2 separate regions of the Homo sapiens genome follow, and region 1 is linked to region 2. The links are chromatin contacts, found by Hi-C in ENCODE. All regions are on one chromosome and are shown on one strand. The core of a region is the stretch at or near the end of the contact, and the rest is flanking DNA. Distances in the headings are between cores, read along the strand shown. Region 1 overlaps LOC105370504 (a long non-coding RNA gene). Region 2 overlaps DDHD1 (DDHD domain containing 1).

Region 1 (2,700 bases), core at 55-2,554, 510 kb after region 2:
CTTGATTTCAGCCCTGTGAGAACCCAGAGTAGAGAACCAAGTTGAGCTCACCTGCTCTACGGAAGTGTGTGATAAGTGTTGTTTTAAGGTGCTAAGTTTGTGATAATTTGCTATATAAATTTTTTTAGTAAAATGAAATTGCTGCAACTTCCATTGCCTTCCATTGCCTGAAACAAATAGGAATAGAAAGCAAATATGAGTGCTTACTACATTGCAGAAAAGACTAGAACCAAGAAAGTACTATGCTGTGGAAAAGACTAGAACCAAGAAAGTAAGGTGGATTACTCTTAGCTTTCAGGTTATGTCACACAGGTTGCCACCTGAGGTCAGGAAATAATAACTGGCCCACAGCCTTGAAGCTGGTGCCTAGAGGTGACCAGCCAGCTACTATGTTGGTCACATCTGTGGGAGCTCATACTCAAGTCACCACCACCACCATTGACAGAGGAAGAGGCATCTCTTGCTCTCTTTCCCCTTACAGATATCTCACAAATGAATTTCATTGTCAAATGTAAGTCAAATTCAGAACCTTGGTGGAAAGCAAATCTGGGATATGTAGTTCCCAGGCTTCTGGTGCCTGAGATAAAGGGGAACATATATAAAGGTGGGGGGGGATAATGCTGATTGACCATGAATTTTACCCAATATGGCTCTTCAGACTTTCAAGATCCCTTTAAGTCAGCATTCTCATAGGAGTTATTATTTTCATTTTACAGACCAGAAGACTGAGCTTCAATTGGGTTAAGTATCTTGCCAAAGTTTCATAAATGGTATGTAGCAAAACCGAGAGTAGAACTAAATCTCTTTCTCCCCAAGCCTACATTTTTCAGGCTCTGCAGCTGGCGATGGCCTGCAGATGGAATTTATATTATTGGCTGACAATTGGGCCATGTAGACTCAACTGAGAAGGCAATGGAAGTTGCAGCAATTTCATTTTATTAAAAAAAAAGTTCTCCTGGTAAAGGGCTGCTATTAGACTCTTGGAATCCTGTCCAGCTTCATCTTCTCCTCCCTTCTGTCATCCAAGCTTCCTCCTTGGCCCACATTCCCTAACTTTGCACACAAACCTTGCAATGTATGCTCTGATTTCTGGGTTAAATTTGGTGAAGGGCATCCCCTGCTGTCCTTTTACCTGGTGAATACATGGAATTGGCCCTTCTCCTCTGCGTTTAGGGTCTCACTGCCCTCCCTCATTAGTTGGGATCTGGCGCTGGGCTATGAGCAGCATCAGTAGTATCCTCTACTAAAGGGAATCATGTAGCATTTCCCCCAGACAGCTCTATCTTCCCTGCATACCAATCCAATTACAAACAAATTGGGCCACAGGCTCAAGCATGAGAGCAATTTGGCCTTCTCTCCTCTACTGCTGACAGCTTTAAATCTGCTCCCTTTAAAAACTCAACTCCAGGAGGGGATTTTAGCACCCAAGCTTAAGAGCAGTGGGTGCAATTATCCCAAATATCAGGGTGCCGAGAGACTTAGAGGAAGAGCTCCAGATAATATTTTTCAGGGAAAAAAAAATTAAAGAGACAGGTTCTTTGGGATTTCCCCATGGCTGCAGGTTAGAGTCTTGGAGGCTGGTCTTTGCAGGTCTGTTATTAACTTGGCCTGACTTGATCGGCTCTCTCTGGATTCCCTTTTCCTCTCTGGCTGGTTGCCTTTTCTCTCCTGGACTCTGCCTTAGTGGTGAGGAATTCATTCCTAGGTTTCTGGAGGGAGAGAAAGAATGTTTCAGCTGTCTTTACTATGCCTTAAAAGACATAGTTTTTTTTTTTTGAAACATATGCTCATAGTTTGATAGAGCTGAACTCACATAAAAGCAGAGCATCTTCATATGGGGTGACAAGTGGACAGCCCACCTCTTCAGAAAGCCCAGGATCAGCCAGGCTTTCTCCCCATGATGAATCCCATGGGCAAGCTGCTGGGGGAGTTGTGTGAATTTGCTCCTTCTGCCTTTTAAAATGTCCATTTAAATGTACTTTAAATTGAAAATCCAACGTAACTAGAAAGAAAAACAGATATGAAGTAAGATTGTACATGTAGGGTTTTTTTTAATCAAAATTTTCCAAGTTCAGGTTTTCTTGAACTGTAATTATTGTGGGTTACATCTTGGCATTGATGCTTAACGTGCTACCTCCCTTTCCTTTGCCTTTTTGAGGGAAAGATCATTTGCCATTTTCTATCATCACACCAGCCACACTTTCCACATGAGGACCCACTGGGGTTTCTAGGGAAATTCACTTGAGTGAGGTGCCCAGCTGGCTGTGAGGCTGGGGCATTTCCCTTTTCATCCCCCATCAGGGGGGCCTCTCCTACACAAAGTTTGCCTCTCCCACACCACTCTTCTTTTCCCAGAGGTGTCTCCAGTGATTTCTAGGATGATCTAGAAGAACTTACTGAGATCTTTAAATAGTGAAGTGAAGTGGGTAGGTGCATTCTCTGCTCTCATGGAGTCTAGGGCCCCAGAGGGAAGCAGATAGGTATGGCTATTGCAGGAAGTAAAAGCAGTGCTGGGATGGGAAGAAAGGTGCCAGGAGAGCATGACAACAGGGTACGTAACCCCAGCTTAGCAGGAAGACTTCCTAGAAGAAAAGGCCATCAAGCATAAATATGTTAATAACATTGCCACAGTCTCTGTGACGGGTGTCAGAAACTGACTCAAGTAGAGAATAAAAGTGAGTGTCGCTAAGGGGAAATCCA
Region 2 (2,809 bases), core at 164-2,663:
ATCACTTGAACCCGGGAGGCGGAGGTTGCAGTGAGCTGAGATCGTGCTGAGAGACAGGACTAGCTGGATTTTCTAGGCTGACTAAGAATCCCTGAGCCTAGCTGGGAAGGTGACTGCATCCACCTTTAAACACGGGGCTTGCAACTTAGCTCACACCCGACCAATCAGGTAGTAAAGAGAGCTCACTAAAAAGCTAATTAGGCAAAAACAGGAGGTAAAGAAATAGCCAATCATCTATTGCCTGAGAGCACAGCGGGAGGGACAATGATCAGGATATAAACTCAGGCATTCAAGCCAGCAACAGCTACCCTCTTTGGGTCCCCTCCCTTTGTATGGGAGCTCTGTTTTCACTCTATTAAATCTTGCAACTGCACTCTTTTCTGGTCCGTGTTTGTTACGGCTCGAGCTGAGCTTTCATTCCCCATCCACCACTGCTGTTTGCCACCATCGCAGACCTGCCGCTGACTTCCATCCCTCCGGATCCGGCAGGGTGTCTGCTGTGCTCCTGATCCAGCGAGGCGCCCACTGCTCTTCCCGACTGGGCTAAAGGCTTGCCATTGTTCCTGCACAGCTAAGTGCCCGGGTTCATCCTAATTGAGCTGAACACTAGTCACTGGGTTCCAAGGTTCTCTTCCGTGACCCACGGCTTCTAATACAGCTATAACACTCACTGCATGGCCCAAGATTCCACTCCTTGGAATCCGTGAGGCCAAGAACCCCAGGTCAGAGAACGTGAGACTTGCCACAAGCTTGGAAGCAGCCCGCTGCCATCTTGGGAGCTCTGGGAGCAAGGACCCCTGGTAACAGTGCCATTGCACTCCAGCCTGGGTGACAGAGCAAGACTCTGTCTCAAAAAAACCAAAACCAAAAAACAAAAACAATTTAAAATTGCTTATTTCTGGAATTTTCCATTTAATATTTTTGGACTCTAGTTGACTGTGGCTAACTGAAACTGCAGAAAGCGAAACCACAGCTATAAAGCTGGATTACTGTAGTCTCCCGAGATGGCTTTGCCTTTCTCTTCAATTTCTTTCCTGTGTTCAATCAAATTTTGTTGCACTTCTTCCTTTTTCACTTCTTTTCATGTCAGAGTTTAGATTTCTGCTTCTAAGTTTGTGGTTTTTGTAGTATGTTCACAGATTTGTTTGAGAATATTTTATTTGGTTGGAGCACTGAGATGCCCTTTCCCTTTGCATTTGCTTTTTTGGGGAGAAGTTTTATCAACTGAAACACTTTCTTTCAAATTTTTATATTCCTCTTAAAGTAGCTTTGTGTAGCATTTGATTCATTTCTATTCTTGAGCATAGGGTTCTTGGGTTCTTAGTTTAAGAGCATTCACTTCTGCAGATTAGTAAAGAGGAGCGCCTATAATGGACGGTGTTACGGTGGAGTTGTTGGGTGGGGGTTGGGTTGCCGTGCCTTGTTTCTCTTTCATTTCTCTAGAAGCCTCAATTTTATCCCCACTTCCTTCCTTTCCTCTTGCTGCCATGCCTCCAAGAGGTGTCGTTCTTTTCTCTGTCTCTTCTAGGAGCAATGCTACTCTGAAGCTGCTGCTTGTGGCCCCTCTCACTTTCATACAGCTTCCTGTAGCTAGTTCTATAAATTACCAAGTCCTAGGCCTGTCTTTGTACCTGGCAACGCTGAGGACTTTTTCTGAGGGTGATGTTGCCTGTGGTTTATTTTAACCTCTGTTCCCTTCTCCTATTTTCTCAGTCTCTTAAGCCTTTCCTTACCCAGCTCTTCCCACTCACAGGTTTGTAGCAGCAACAGGAACCATTGTAATGTGCTATTTCCTTGTATAAAGGTAATTAAAAATTCATGGTATCATCTGTCTTGCGGTAGTGCTGAAAGTGTCAGTTATGTATGGTTTCTGTGTATATATATGTGTGTGTGCATGTGTGTGTGGAGTCCTTTTGTTCTTACAGCTTTTGGGGAGGACATGCGGAGAGATTTAGATTTGGACAGTTGCCATTATCTTCCAGACCCAGAAGCTCATCTCATTTAACAATAATCTTAAAAGGCTATCATTCTCCCAACTTTACAAATGAATAAGCTAAGTCTTAGTGAAACTAAATAATTTGCTTAAAGGCACATAGCTACTAGTAATGTGAGAACCAAGATTCCAACCAAAGTTTGAGTTCAAAGTTCATTCAAGCTCTTTCTACTACATAATACAACCTATACTCTCAAATACAAAATGCATTTTCAGCTCTCATTTAGTTCTCACCTCCCAAGCAGTAGAGGTTCTTTACTGGTGTTCAACCACAAATAGTCATGAAACCCTTAGCTTCCTGGAAAAAAATTGAACAAAACAAAACACACACCCATTTTTCCACCTGCATTCCCTATCACAGTGAATGGAAAGCTGACAGTATTTAGGTGGCTACCCAAGGCAGAAACCTGGGAGTCATCCAAGATGCTGCCTCCTCAAGTACTTCTTACAACTGGACACTAAATGCTGTTTATTCCATCTCCTAAATCACTCTCAAATTCATCCCTTGTTTATCAGGCCTACAGTCATTATTTGAGTTCACACTAATCATTTCTTGTTTTATTTCAGAAGCCTCCTACGTAAACTCAGTATCCCTAGTTTCAACTCTACAACACTCTCACCACCATTACCCAATGCCTACTCACAAGCAAGTGTATATGTAAGTACATGCACATACATTCAGATTCCCTTCATTTACTCTCTCCTCCTTAAAACCCAGAATGTGTTGTGCTGGTTCTTACTTCTGTATCTTGCATATGCTGTTCCTTCTGTCTGGGATGCTTGTGCCTATTTTCTACATTTAGCTAGCTTTTACAT

What was found. Hi-C counts contacts between places; a loop is a spot of excess contacts on that map. Pooled maps may share reads with other maps.
Region 1: a pooled map shows a loop between it and region 2 (2.8-fold over the local background). The contact joins two enhancer-like sites. A Hi-C loop is called at or near these places in 2 of 37 single-sample maps with no recorded cell type and 5 of 50 pooled maps.

What each region holds. Positions count from the first base shown.
Region 1 is chr14:53,618,852-53,621,551 of GRCh38, forward strand. All of the region lies in intron 2 of LOC105370504 (a long non-coding RNA gene), which reads left to right. Among named protein-coding and RNA genes, the nearest start is that of LINC02331, 230 kb to the right of the region's middle. Within about 2 kb of position 1,305, at least 2 of the 41 ENCODE cell types and tissues checked have a DNase peak (open chromatin) inside an H3K27ac peak, as active enhancers do.
Region 2 is chr14:53,107,703-53,110,511 of GRCh38, forward strand. The region is part of intron 1 of DDHD1 (DDHD domain containing 1); the gene reads right to left. Among named protein-coding and RNA genes, the nearest start is that of DDHD1, 44 kb to the right of the region's middle. RefSeq lists an enhancer at 1,314-1,613. Within about 2 kb of position 1,414, at least 8 of the 41 ENCODE cell types and tissues checked have a DNase peak (open chromatin) inside an H3K27ac peak, as active enhancers do.